Regions from separate parts of the Homo sapiens genome. Here region 2 is linked to region 1. A link is a loop called in an ENCODE intact Hi-C map of the cell type or tissue named here. Cell type or tissue: mammary epithelial cell. All regions are shown on one strand. Each heading gives the region's core, and the rest is flanking DNA. Links, peaks and the distances in the headings are about the cores only.

The links. A loop is a pair of places that touch in the nucleus more often than their neighbours do. Peaks named below come from ENCODE experiments on the same cell type or tissue, not always from the same donor. Only the 100,000 strongest peaks of a DNase experiment are listed, where the experiment ranks them.
Region 2: a loop joins it to region 1, with 10 times the contacts of the local background. A loop is called at or near these places in 6 of 110 quality-filtered maps.

The regions. Positions count from the first base shown.
Region 1 is chr11:361,651-368,114 of GRCh38, forward strand. No RefSeq gene overlaps it. Among named protein-coding and RNA genes, the nearest start is that of B4GALNT4, 4.6 kb to the right of the region's middle. RefSeq lists an enhancer at 6,382-6,464. In mammary epithelial cell, for the core only: a CTCF peak has its summit at 2,976; a DNase peak (open chromatin) is centred at 2,921.
Region 2 is chr11:515,289-521,752 of GRCh38, forward strand. It overlaps a transcript of LRRC56 not described here. Among named protein-coding and RNA genes, the nearest start is that of RNH1, 11 kb to the left of the region's middle. In mammary epithelial cell, for the core only: a CTCF peak has its summit at 3,549 (motif pointing left); a DNase peak (open chromatin) is centred at 3,413; H3K4me3 peaks cover 303 bases; H3K27ac peaks cover 384 bases.

The DNA.
Region 1 (6,464 bases), core at 1,166-5,165:
GGCCCTTCCCTGCCTGGCAGCCGAGGCAGAGAGGGAGAGGAGACAGAGAGAAAGATAGCTTACGCCATTATTTTTGTATATTAGAGACGTTTAGTACTTTCACTAATTTGCTACTGCTATCTAGAAGGCAGAGCCAGGTGCACAGGATGGAACATGAAGGAGGACTAGGAGCATGACTGCTGAAGCACAGCATCACAGGGAGACGGTTAGGCCTCCGGATAACTGCGGGCAGGTCTGACTGAAGTCAGGCCCTCCACAAGAGGTGGAGGAGCAGAGTCTTCTCTAAACTCCCCCGGGGAAAGGGAGCCCCTCCTTTCCCGGTCTGCTAAGTAGCGGGTGTTTTTCCTTGACACTTACGCTACCGCTAGACCACGGTCCGCTTGGCAACGGGCGTCTTCCCAGACGCTGGCATCACCGCTAGACCAAGGAGCCCTCTAGTGGCCTTGTCCGGGCATAACAGAAGGCTCGCACTCTTGTCTTCTGGTCACTCCTCACTATGTCCCCTCAGCTCCTATCTCTGTATGGCCTGGTTTTTCCTAGTTTATGATTATAGAGCGAGGATTGTTATAATATTGGAATAAAGAGTAATTGCTACAAACTAATGATTAATGATATTCATATATAATCATATCTAAGATCTATATCTGGTGTAACTATTTTTATTTTATATTTTATTATACTGGAACAGCTCGTGTCCTCAGTCTCTTGCCTCGGCACCTGGGTGGCTTGCCGCCCACAATGGGCAGCTTATTCATCAGGGAAGGCCTTTGTCTCCACACCTGTGGGTGAAGACCATCGGGATGCTTTGCCTTCAACAGGCAAGGCCAACAATTCACCTTCACTTCCCTCCCTCCAGGAACATCAGCTCCCAGCTCAGAGTCATCGGCCTCGCTTACAGGGACGTCACACTACCCGCTCTGTGGGGGGCATCGTGTGGTCTGGACTTGCTGAGCAGAAAGTAGCCGCTGCCCTCAACACCTCCCTAGAGCATCTGCGAGCCGAACACCTGGGGCCCACACCTCCGGCACGTCTAGGGACCCAGTGGTCCATCCCTTCCCAAGCACAAGGCAAGTGGCTACCTCAGTCCCTTCCTCCACGAAGAAAGAGGCACGATGCCTAGTGCTGTAGGTCCCATGTTATTTGGGAAGCAACTTTTGCCCTATTTGGAAGTGCTGCTCCAACCCCTTAACCCAAGACCAGAGGAGGCCTGCTAGGGGCCACGTGCCACATGGGCTGCTCGGCCACTTGGGCCACATGGCCAAGCACATCCAGTGCTGCTTGAACTGTGTCGAGCTTCTGGCTGGACCTCTGGTTGGCCTCTGCACTGACTTTCAGCAAAGCATTGCCACCATCTGGAGACAGGTGTCCCAGGGTCCACCATCTGGACATAGCTGTTGCAGCCCACGCCATCCGGAGAGAGGTGTCCCGGCCCCCACCGTCCGGAGAGAGAGCTCTCCCGGCCCCCACCGTCTGGAGAGAGGTGTCCCGGCCCCACCATCCGGAGAGAGCTGTCCCGGCCCTACCGTCTGGAGAGAGAGCTGTCCCGGCCCCACCGTCTGGAGAGAGGGGTCCCGGCCCCCACCGTCTGGGGAGAGCTGTCCCGGCCCCCACCGTCTGGAGAGAGAGCTGTCCCGGCCCCCACCGTCTGGAGAGAGAGCTGTCCCAGCCCCACCGTCTGGAGAGAGGTGTCCCGACCCCACCGTCTGGAGAGAGGTGTCCCAGCCCCACCGTCTGGGGAGAGGTGTCCCGGCCCCACCGTCTGGAGAGAGAGGTGTCCCGGCCCCACCGTCTGGGGAGAGCTGTTCCGGCCCCACCGTCTGCAGAGAGGTGTCCCGGCCCCACCGTCTGGAGAGAGCTGTCCCAGCCCCACCGTCTGGGGAGAGGTGTCCCGGCTCCCACCGTCTGGAGAGAGCTGTCCCGGCCCCCACCGTCTGGAGAGAGAGCTGTCCCGGCCCCACCGTCTGGAGAGAGGTGTCCCGGCCCCACCGTCTGGGGAAAGCTGTCCCGGCCCCACCGTCTGGAGAGAGAGCTGTCCCGGCCCCCACCATCCGGAGAGAGAGGTGTCCCGGCCCCCACCATCTGGAGAGAGAGCTGTCCCGGCCCCCACCGTCTGGAGAGAGGTGTCCCGGCCCCACCGTCTGGAGAGAGCTGTCCCGGCCCCACCGTCTGGAGAGAGGTGTCCCGGCCCCACCGTCTGGAGAGAGGTGTCCCGGCCCCACCGTCTGGAGAGAGCTGTCCCGGCCCCACCGTCTGGAGAGAGGTGTCCCGGCCCCCACCGTCTGGGGAGAGCTGTCCCGGCCCCACCAGGCTCCAGATACTGAGCAGGGCCAAGGGCCACATTCTTTTTTTTTTTTTTTTTTTTTTTGCACAGGATCTTGCTTGGTTGCCTAGTCTGGAGTGCGGTGGCATAATCACAGGTCTGCAGCCTCGACCTCCCAGGCCTCAGCAATCCTTCCACCCCAGCCTCTCGAGTAGCTGAGACTACAGGTTTGCACCACACCTGGCAAATGTTTGTGTTTTTTGTAGAGATAGGGTCTCCCTGTGTTGCCAAGGCTGGTCTCGAACTCCTGTGCTCAAGCGTCCTCTCCCACCTCCACCTCCCAAAGTGTTGAGATTACAGGCATAAGCCGCCGTGCCCAACCCCAAAGGCACATTCTAACGCCTGGGCTGCCATCGTGCACTGGGTGTGGTCGGACCCACCAGCCTCAGGGCTGGGTGTGCACAGCAGATGCCACCGACGGAAGTGGTCTACACGTGGTCAGCTCAAACAGGTCCTGGGGGCCCTGGGAAGCCAGTGGAGGAGGTGGGTCCTGAACAGGCATGAACAGGCAGCTCCCCTCACTCTGCCTCATCTCTCTGAAATACACCACTGGGTCGTGAGGCGTTCCCTCGGACCAGATGACTCAGAAAGCACAATGCAGCCCTGGTCACAGATGGCTCTGCCTAATAAGCTGGCACCACCCCGAAGTGGGCGCCCCAGCACGGCAGCGCCACCTGGGTGTGGGAGGCCAGGCCTGCACGACAGGTGCAAAGGCAGGTCCTCACCTGGGTGTGGGAGGCCAGGCCTGCACGACAGGTGCAAAGGCAGGTCCTCGCAGGGCCGAGCAGCAAGCAGGATGGAGGAGGAGGCAGAGTTCCGTGGACGCCCCGGCCACGGCCGACCGTCTAGCTGATGGCCAGGCACTTGGAGGGGCACGATTACAAAGTTAGAGATGAAACGGTCGGGGTGAAGGTATGTAGACAGACCTCTTGGGGTGGGCAGAGCATAAAGAATTTGTGTGCAAAGACCTGTCTCAGCAGAGGAGGGACCCTAATAGTCAGACGGACAAAATGACCCATTTGTGCGCATCAGGCAGCCTCTTTCCCCAGCTCCCCTTGTCCTGAGTCGGGCCAAGTGGCTGTAGCAGTGGGAAGCGGATTACCCTGGGCACCGCGCAGCCAACAGCGGAGACCAACACTGGCCCCTTCCTCCACCATGGAGGATGCTTGTCCCAGCAGGATGGGCTCCCACCCCAGCTGTGGATGGTCAGTGCCCTCAATGCCTCTGCCCAAACCACCACCCCACACATTCAGAGCTCCTCGTCCACCCACGGGGTGCTCCTCATGGCGGCATCGCCATTGTCCTGGGGACAGCAACCGGCCGGTGCTCCTGGAACCCACAGATCTCGCCGTGTTCCTGATGGAATGGCCTTTGGGAGGCTCAGTTTTGGCACCAGCTGAGTGACAATGCTGTGGATCTGGGGTCCTCTGGATGCAGCGGATCCACTGAATCAGCACTTAATCTCTGGCTTTTCCCAAAGCCGGGGCTCACTGGTCCAGGCGTGGAGGAGTGGAAACCCCAACTTCTTCCCATTGTCGTTAATCCCCAGTGAGCCACAAGTGAAAGTTTTGCCCCCTGCAGTGTTGCACGCTGTTGGTCTAGAGGCCTCAGATTCCCAGGGACCAACTCATCCCAGTTTGCTTAAGACTTTGCCGGTCTTATTTTCATTTTTTTATTTTTTATTTTTTTGAGGCTCAGTTTTGCTCTTGTTGCCCAGGCTGGAGTGCAATGGCACGATCTCGGCTCACCACAACCTCCGCCTCCTGGGTTCAAGCAATTCTCCTGCCTCAGCCTTCCTAGTAGCTGGGATTGCAGGCATGCACCACCATGCCCAGCTAATTTTTTATTTTTAGTAGAGACGGGGTTTCTCCATGTTGGTTAGGCTGGTCTCGAACTTCCAACCTCAGGTAATCCACCTGCCTCAGCGTCCCAAAGTGCTGAGATTACAGGCGTGAGCCACCGCGCCCAGCCGACTTTCCCAGGTTTAAAACGGAAAGTTCCATGTCCTAGGAATCCCCTCGGTCCTGGGAAAGCCCTGGAGTGTTTCCACCAGGGGACACGTTACGCAGGAAGCTGAGACTGCCCACCTGGACGCCGGTTCCTCACACCAGGGGGTCGACAAAGAAGAGGGTCCCTGTGCTGGTCCGGCTGACTGAGCCCAACAAGGGGAACTTGGAACCTGATCACAGAATGGGGCTAAGGGGGAGAAATTTGGGAGGCAGGAGATCGTCTGTAATATCACGTAGCTCCTCTAAGCCTTGCAGAAAACACCACTGGAAAACCAGAACCACCCCATAAGGCAAAACTGCTAACAGCATAGGCCTTTTGGGAAGGAACGTTTGGGTCACCCCACCAGACAGTGAACCACGACCAGCAGAGGTGCTTGCAGAGGGCAAAGGGACCACGCAGGAGTGACGGAAGAGCGTGGCCATAAAGACTGTACCAGCCACGACCTGGTGACCGTAGAAGTGAGTACTTCTTATCCTCACACAAGTCACACTTGTACTGACATTATCCGTTCTTCCTGCTTTTTTCCTCTTCCATTGCCCTCCTAGCTGCATAAAATGCGTTAACAACAGTTAACTTTACATTTCATCTCAGTATTTGTGTCATCCAACCCCCAACATGCACTTTGCAGTGTCAAGTGTTAAACGCTCTTAGAGAAACTAGAAGAACGAGGATCGTCTTCTCAAATGTGGATAACATGACACGAACCTTTTGTTCAGTCCCTTCTGGTTGGAATATTTGCATCATGTTACGTAGAAGCATGACTTTGTTTTTTGCTTTATTTGGAAGTTAAATGTGTTTTTTAAAAGAAGTGTGCGTCTGTGCTGAGTTGTCAAGAGGAGGAACCTGCCAGGTTGTTCTCTCTTTTTTTTTTTTGAGACCGAGTCTCGCTCTGTCACCCAGGCTGGAGTGCAGTGGCGCGATCTCGGCTCACTGCAAGCTCCGCCTCCCGGGTTCACGCCATTCTCCTGCCTCAGCCTCCGAGTAGCTGGGACTACAGGCGCCCGCCGCCACGCCCGGCTAATTTTTTGTATTTTCAGTACAGACAGGGTTTCACCGTGTTAGCCAGGATGGTCTCGATCTCCTGACCTCGTGATCCGCCCGCCTCGGCCTCCCAAAGTGCTGGGATTACAGGCGTGAGCCACCGCGCCCGGCCAGGTTGTTCTCTTATTCTAAGCTGGAGACCCATTTCCCAGAACCTTCTCCTCTGTGGCTGGGTCACACCGAAGTGAGGCGGTGGCCGTTCTTCTCCAGAAGGGGCCGAGACGGATGTGGTAGCATATGGAGCATCTGCGTCCGGCAGATCCCAGCTCGCCCCTCAATTGTACCTACTATGCTTTGGATCCACAGGGGACACCCTCTGACTGTGGACCCATGAAGTGTCCCAAACACGTCTCTCCCGACATTGCCAACACTTGCCTTCTAAGAACCTGTTTACGGGTCAGGCCAGCCGTTGCCTCCCCAGAGAGCGACCCTGGAGCGGGAGCCGGCCTCCCTCCATCACCCAGCTCATCTCCTTCACGTCACTCACCACCAGCAAAGCGACTATGCGTTCACTGGTCTGTCCCTGCCTAGTAACATGTAAACTCCATGAAAGGAGGGCCCTTTTCTGTCTTGCTCACTGCTGTGTCCCCTAAGTCCCTGGCTCGTCAGGACACTAGAATACTAGGTAGCGTCCACTGGCTGGATGAATGTGCCTAGGATGGGGTGCCATGCAGTGGAAAGAGGGAAAGCATTAGACGCACAGCCAGACAGATGCACATAGAAAATATGGGACTTGGAGAAACAGAATGAGACACATAAAAGAGCACCACTGGCCGGGCACAGTGGCTCACGCCTGGAATCCCAGCACTTTGGGAGGCCAAGGCGGGAGGATCACTTGAGCCCAGGAGTTCAACGCCAGCCCGGGACACATGGTGAGACCCTGAATCTGTTAAAAAAAAAAATACAAAAAATTAGTCCGGCATGGTGATGCATGCCTGTAGTCCCAGCTCCTCAAGAACCTGAAGTGGGAGGATCGCTTGAGCCCAGGAGGTCAAGGCTGCTGTGAGCTGAGATTGCACCACTGCACTCTAGCCTCAGAGACACAGTGAGACCCTGTCTCAAAAAGGGGTGGGGCACTATATTTTAATGAATA
Region 2 (6,464 bases), core at 1,162-5,161, 150 kb after region 1:
TTGTCATAGATGCTGCAGATGAGTCCTTCCTCAGACGGGATATTTGCTAATGCCTCTGCCAGCCTGGGCTTGTCTTCTCAGGGCCTTTCAAAATGCACACACCCTTCATTCTCATGATGTCCAGTGGATCAGGTTTTCCTTTATGTGTCATGCTTTTAGTGTTTAAGAATCATTTCTCTAACCCAAGTCACACTGACATCCTCCTTTTCATTCTTAACGCACATTTTACAGTTGTAGGCCTTACATTTTGGCTTATAATAAGTTCTGAGGCCAGGCACAGTGCTCACACCTGTAATCCTGGCACTTTGAGAGGCCAAGGCGGGTGGATCACCAGAGGTCAGGAGTTTGACACAAGCCTGGCCAACATGGTGAAACCCCGTCTCTACTAAAAATACAAAAAGTAGCCAGGTGTGGTGGCGGGCACCTGTAATCCCAGCTACTCCAGAGGCTGAGGCAGGAGAATCACTTGAACCTGGGAGACAGAGGTTGCAGTGAGTCAAGATTGTGCCACTGCCCTCCAACCTGGGCGAGAGAGTGAGACTCCATCTCAAAAAAATTAATAGTAAATTTTGAATGGATTTATATATGTACTGTCATGTATAGATTGAAGCTTCCATTCATATGTGTAGCCCCGTCATTCTAGTACCATTTGTTGCTAAGATTCTCCTTTCTCTGCTGAATTTGCTTACACTTATTTCAAAATCAGTTGAGCATGTATGTGAGGGTCTACTCTCGATCCTCTATTCTGTTCCACTGATCTATTTGTCTATCCTGTTACCAATGCCACACTGTCTGGATTTCTGAACCTTTATAACACATCTTGGGCCAGGTGCAAAGGTTCACGCCTGTAATCCTAGCACTTTGGGAGGCCGAGGTGGGTGGATCACTTGAGGCCAGGAGTTCAAGACCAGCCTGGCCAACATGGCGAAACCCGTCTCTACCAAAAATACAAAAACTAGCCAGGCATGGTGGTACACGCCTGTAATCCCAGCTACTCGGGAGGCTGAGGTACAAGAATCACTTGAGCCCCAGAGGCGGAGGCTGCAGTGAGCTGAGATCGTACCACTGCACTCCAGCCTGAGTGACAGAGCGAGCCTCCATCTCAAAAAAAAAAAAACCCAAATCTTGAAGCCAGGCATAGAATGCCCTCTCACTTGACCATTGTTTTCCAGAGCTGTTTTGATGATTGTAGGCCCACAGCATTGCCACACACTGAAACACAGGCCCATGAGCACACATATATGTATAATACAAATATAAGTGCACACCATGACGCAGTGAAATTTATCACAGGAATGCAAGGCTGGTTCAACATGAAATATGAGCCAATGGAATTCACCATATAAGCAGATTAAAAGACAAAAAGACGGCCGGACGTGGTGGCTCACATCTGTGATCCCAGCACTTTGGGAGGCTGAAGCAGGAGGATTCTGAGCAACATAGTGAGACCTGGTCTCTAAATAAATAAAATAAGACAAAAATACATCATCATTTCAGTAGACTTAGAAAAGGCATTTGACAGAATCCAGCAGGCTTATAAAGCTTTTTAATTATTTTTTTCTCCCTCTCCCTCTCCCTCTCCCTTCGGTCTCCCTCTGTTGCCGAGGCTGGACTGTACTGCTGTGGTCTCGGCTTGCTGCAGCCTCCCTGCCCCGGGCTCCCATGGTTCTCCTGCCTCGGCCTGCCAAGTGCCTGGGATTGCAGGCATGCACCGCCACGCCTGACTGGTTTTTGTATTTTTGGAGGAGACGGGGTTTTGCCCTGTTGACCGGGCTGGTCTCCGGCTCCTGACCTCCAATGGTCTGCCCGCCTCGGCCTCCCGGGGTGCTGGGATTGCAGACGGAGTCTTGCTCACTCAATGCTCAGTGTTGCCAAGGCTGGAGCGCAGTGGCGTGATCTCAGCTCGCCACAACCTCTACCTTCCAGCTGCCTGCCTTGGCCTCCCAAAGTGCTAAGATTACAGCCTCTGCCCGGCCGCCACCCCGTCTGGGAGGTGAGGAGCATCTCTGCCCGGCCGCCCATCGTCTGGGAGGTGAGGAGCGCCTCTGCCCGGCCGCCCGGTCTGGGAAGTGGGCGCCTCTGCCCAGCTGCCCCGTCTGGGAGGTGGGGGGCGCCTCTGCCTGGCTGCCCCGTCTGGGAGTTGAGGGGTGCCTCTGCCCGACCGCCCCACCTGGGAAGTGAGGGGCACCTCTGCCCAGCCACCGCCTTATCTGGAAGGTGGGGAGCGCCTCTGCCCGACTGCCCCGTCTGGGAAGTGGGCGCCTCTGCCCGGCCGTCCCATCTGGGGGGTGAGGAGCACCTCTGCCCGGCCACCCCGTCTGGGAGGTGAGGAGTGCCTCTGCCAGGCCGCCCCGTCTGGGAAGTGTACCCAACAGCTCCAAAGAGACAGCGACCATCGAGAACGGGCCATGATGACAGTGGCAGTTTTGTCAAAAAGAAAAGGGGGAAATGTGGGGAAAAGAAAGAGAGGTCAGATTGTTACTGTGTCTGTGTAGAAAGAAGTAGACATAGGAGACTCCGTTTTGTTCTGTACTAAGAAAAATTCTTCTGTCTTGGGATGCTGTTAATCTATAACCTTACCCCCAACCCCGTGCTCTCTGAAACGTGCTGTGTCAACTCAGGGTTAAATGGATTAAGGGCGGTGCCAGATGTGCTTTGTTAAACAGATGCTTGGAGGCAGCATGCTCGTTAAGAGTCATCACCATTCCCTAATCTCAACTACCCAGGGACACAAACACTGCGGAAGGCCGCAGGGACCTCTGCCTAGGAAAACCAGAGACCTTTGTTCACGTGTTTATCTGCTGACCTTCTCTCCACTATTATCCTATGACCCTGCCACATCCCCCTCTCTGAGAAACACCCAAGAATGATCAATAAATAAAAAATAATAATAATAAAATTTTTTTTTTTTTGAGATGGAGTCTCGCTCTGTCGCCTAGGCTGGAGTGCAGTGGCCCATCTCAGCTCACTGCAAGCTCCGCCTCCCGGGTTCACGCCATTCTCCTGCCTCAGCCTTAGGAGTAGCTGGGACTACAGGTGCCCGCCACCACGCCCAGCTAATTTTTTGTATTTCTGGTAGAGACGGGGTTTCATGGTGTTAGCCAGGATGGTCTCGATCTCCTGACCTCGTGATCCACCCGCCTCGGCCTCGCAAAGTGCTTGGGATTACAGGCGTGAGCCACCGCGCCAGGTCAGCTTTTTAAATTTTTTTTGTATTGTTGGTAGAGATGGGGTTTCATTTGGCCAGGCTGGTCTCCAACTCCTGACTTCGTGATCCGGCCGCCTCCGCCTCCCAAAGTGCTGGGATTACAGACGTGAGTCACCCTGCCCGGCCGCCTGTTCACTTTATTACTTGGAGACCGTATTCCATTCCCATAACCCAGGGGAGGAGGCACGCACGAGCCGACACCAGCAGGTGGGGCAGGAAACGCAGCCAGCGCGGAACCGGACGCCCAGGAGCCGGCCCCGGGCTGCCCACGACGGGGCCGCCGGAGAGGACTCGCGGCGCCCCCTCCTGGATGTGGCCGGCGGCGCGCGAGGAAGGAGCCGCCCCGAACGCGCGAGCGAGGCCGGGACTCGGGCGCCCTCTGCCGGCCGCTCTGAGGGACCGGGGCGGGGGGGCGTGTCTCCCGGTCACGTGACCTGGAAACCCCGCCCCCAAACCGAGGGGAACTTGCGGCCCCAAGACGCGGCGCGCTTACGAGGGCGCGCGAGGCGCCGCACGGGGGAGGCTTCTCCGAAAGCCGCGAGGGCAGCTCCCGTGTGTCCGCTGTGCAAACCGGTCCTTCCGCCAAAAACCTGCTGTCTGGCTTTTCTCAGGTAAGAACTACCCAAAAGCTAGACGACATTTTCAGAACATACAAGTACAAATAAGAAGAGGGAAAATCACCCGCAGTTCACCCCTGAGCCGCGCGCATTCCTTAGATCTCCGTGTTTCTTCCTAAAGGAACGTGGCCTGATACACAGGTGAGCTTTATTAGAACGCGGGCTGATACACAGGTGAGCTTTATTAGAACGCGGGCTGATACACAGGTGAGCTTTATTAGAACGCGGGCTGATACACAGGTGAGCTTTATTAGAACGCGGGCTGATACACAGGTGAGCTTTATTAGAACGCGGGCTGATACACAGGTGAGCTTTATTAGAACGCGGCCTGATACACAGGTGAGCTTTATTAGAACGCGGCCTGATACACAGGTGAGCTTTATTAGAACGCGGCCTGATACACAGGTGAGCTTTATTAGAACGCGGCCTGATACACAGGTGAGCTTTATTAGAACGCGGCCTGATACACAGGTGAGCTTTATTAGAACGCGGCCTGATACACAGGTGAGCTTTATTAGAACGCGGCCTGATACACAGGTGAGCTTTATTAGAACGCGGCCTGATACACAGGTGAGCTTTATTAGAACGCGGCCTGATACACAGGTGAGCTTTATTAGAACGCGGCCTGATACACAGGTGAGCTTTATTAGAACGCGGCCTGATACACAGGTGAGCTTTATTAGAACGCGGCCTGATACACAGGTGAGCTTTATTAGAACGCGGCCTGATACACAGGTGAGCTTTATTAGAACGCGGCCTGATACACAGGTGAGCTTTATTAGAACGCGGCCTGATACACAGGTGAGCTTTATTAGAACGCGGCCTGATACACAGGTGAGCTTTATTAGAACGCGGCCTGATACACAGGTGAGCTTTATTAGAACGCGGCCTGATACACAGGTGAGCTTTATTAGAACGCGGCCTGATACACAGGTGAGCTTTATTAGAACGCGGCCTGATACACAGGTGAGCTTTATTAGAACGCGGCCTGATACACAGGTGAGCTTTATTAGAACGCGGCCTGATACACAGGTGAGCTTTATTAGAACGCGGCCTGATACACAGGTGAGCTTTATTAGAACGCGGCCTGATACACAGGTGAGCTTTATTAGAACGCGGCCTGATACACAGGTGAGCTTTATTAGAACGCGGCCTGATACACAGGTGAGCTTTATTAGAACGCGGCCTGATACACAGGTGAGCTTTATTACTGATTTTTTTTTTTTATGGGGAATCTCGCTCTGTCGCCCAGGCTGGAGTGCAATGGTGCGATCTCGGCTCTCTGCAACCTCCGCCTCCCGGGTTCCAGTGATTCTCCTGCCTCAGCCTCCCGAGTAGCTGGGATTACGTGCGCCACCACGTCCGGCTCATTTTTTTGTATTTTCAGTAGGGACGGGGTTTCATCATGTTGGCCAGGCTGGTCTCAAACTCCTGGCCTCAAATGATCCGCCCACCTCAGCCTCCCAAAGTCCTGGCGTTACAGGCATGAGCCACCGCGCCCGGCCTAGTATTGAATATTTCAAACATACAAACAGGTTTTTTAAAAATAATGAGCCCCATGCCTGACCTCTCCCCTTAAACACATGCTCAGAGCCCCCCGAGTCGCCCTCTCCCCTCCATCCAGGGTCTCCTGGAGGCCTCTGCCGCCTGAGTTCTGTCTCCGTCCTTTCTGTTCCCTGAGGCCGTGCTCACCCCTACGCCTTCCCAGATGGCGAGGGCCTTTCCTGCGCCTCTGAACAATTTGGAAACGCTGCACAATGCGCACCCACCCGCCAGCTGCTGGTTCCATTCAACAGAATTGGGGTGGGAATTGTCCATATTGAGACCGCGTCGGTTATTCATCTCAGCTGCTGTTGACTACTCCGCTGCCTGAACACCGGCATTTACTCACCGATGCTCTCGTCTTGTCTGACTTTATGCAAACACTGCCACCGCCAGCGTACTCCGGACCTCTGTGTGCCCAGACACGGGGCAGACGCCCTGCCAGGCCCAATCGCCCCCCAGCGGTGGCTCTCAGAATTTACGCTCCCGCCCCAGGGCACAGGCTCCCTCCCCGCTCCAGACCTTCACTAGCCACTGGTTCGACTGCCTCAGGCCTCCCTGTCCCCACCCTAGTCATGAGAATATGAAATGGTAACTCACCATGGGTCTAGCTGGCATTTCACCAAGTACTAGTCAGGCATACTTCCGCTTGGTTCTGCCTGTTCCTACCCTTTGCTTTGTGCGTTTTGAGACAGGCATCTGGAGTGCAGTGCCATGATCACAGGTCACTGCAGTCTGAACCACCTGGGCTCAAGCAACCCTCCTGCCTCAGCCTCCCGAGAAGCTGCGACTACAAGCACACACCACTGTGCCCAGCTAATTTTTGTATTTTTGGCAGGGACGGGATTTTGCCATGTTTTCCAGGCTGGCCTTGAACTCCTAGCTCAAGCAACTGGCCCACCTCAACCTCTCAAAGTGCTAGGATTATAGGTGTGAGCCCCTGCACCCAGCCAAGAGATATTTTCAAAAACAATTACAGCCCGGTGAGGTGGCTCACGCCTGTAATCCCAGCACTTTGGGAGACCGAGGCGGGCAGATCACGAGGTCAGGAGATCGAGACCATCCTGGCTAACACGATGAAACCCCGTCTCTACTAA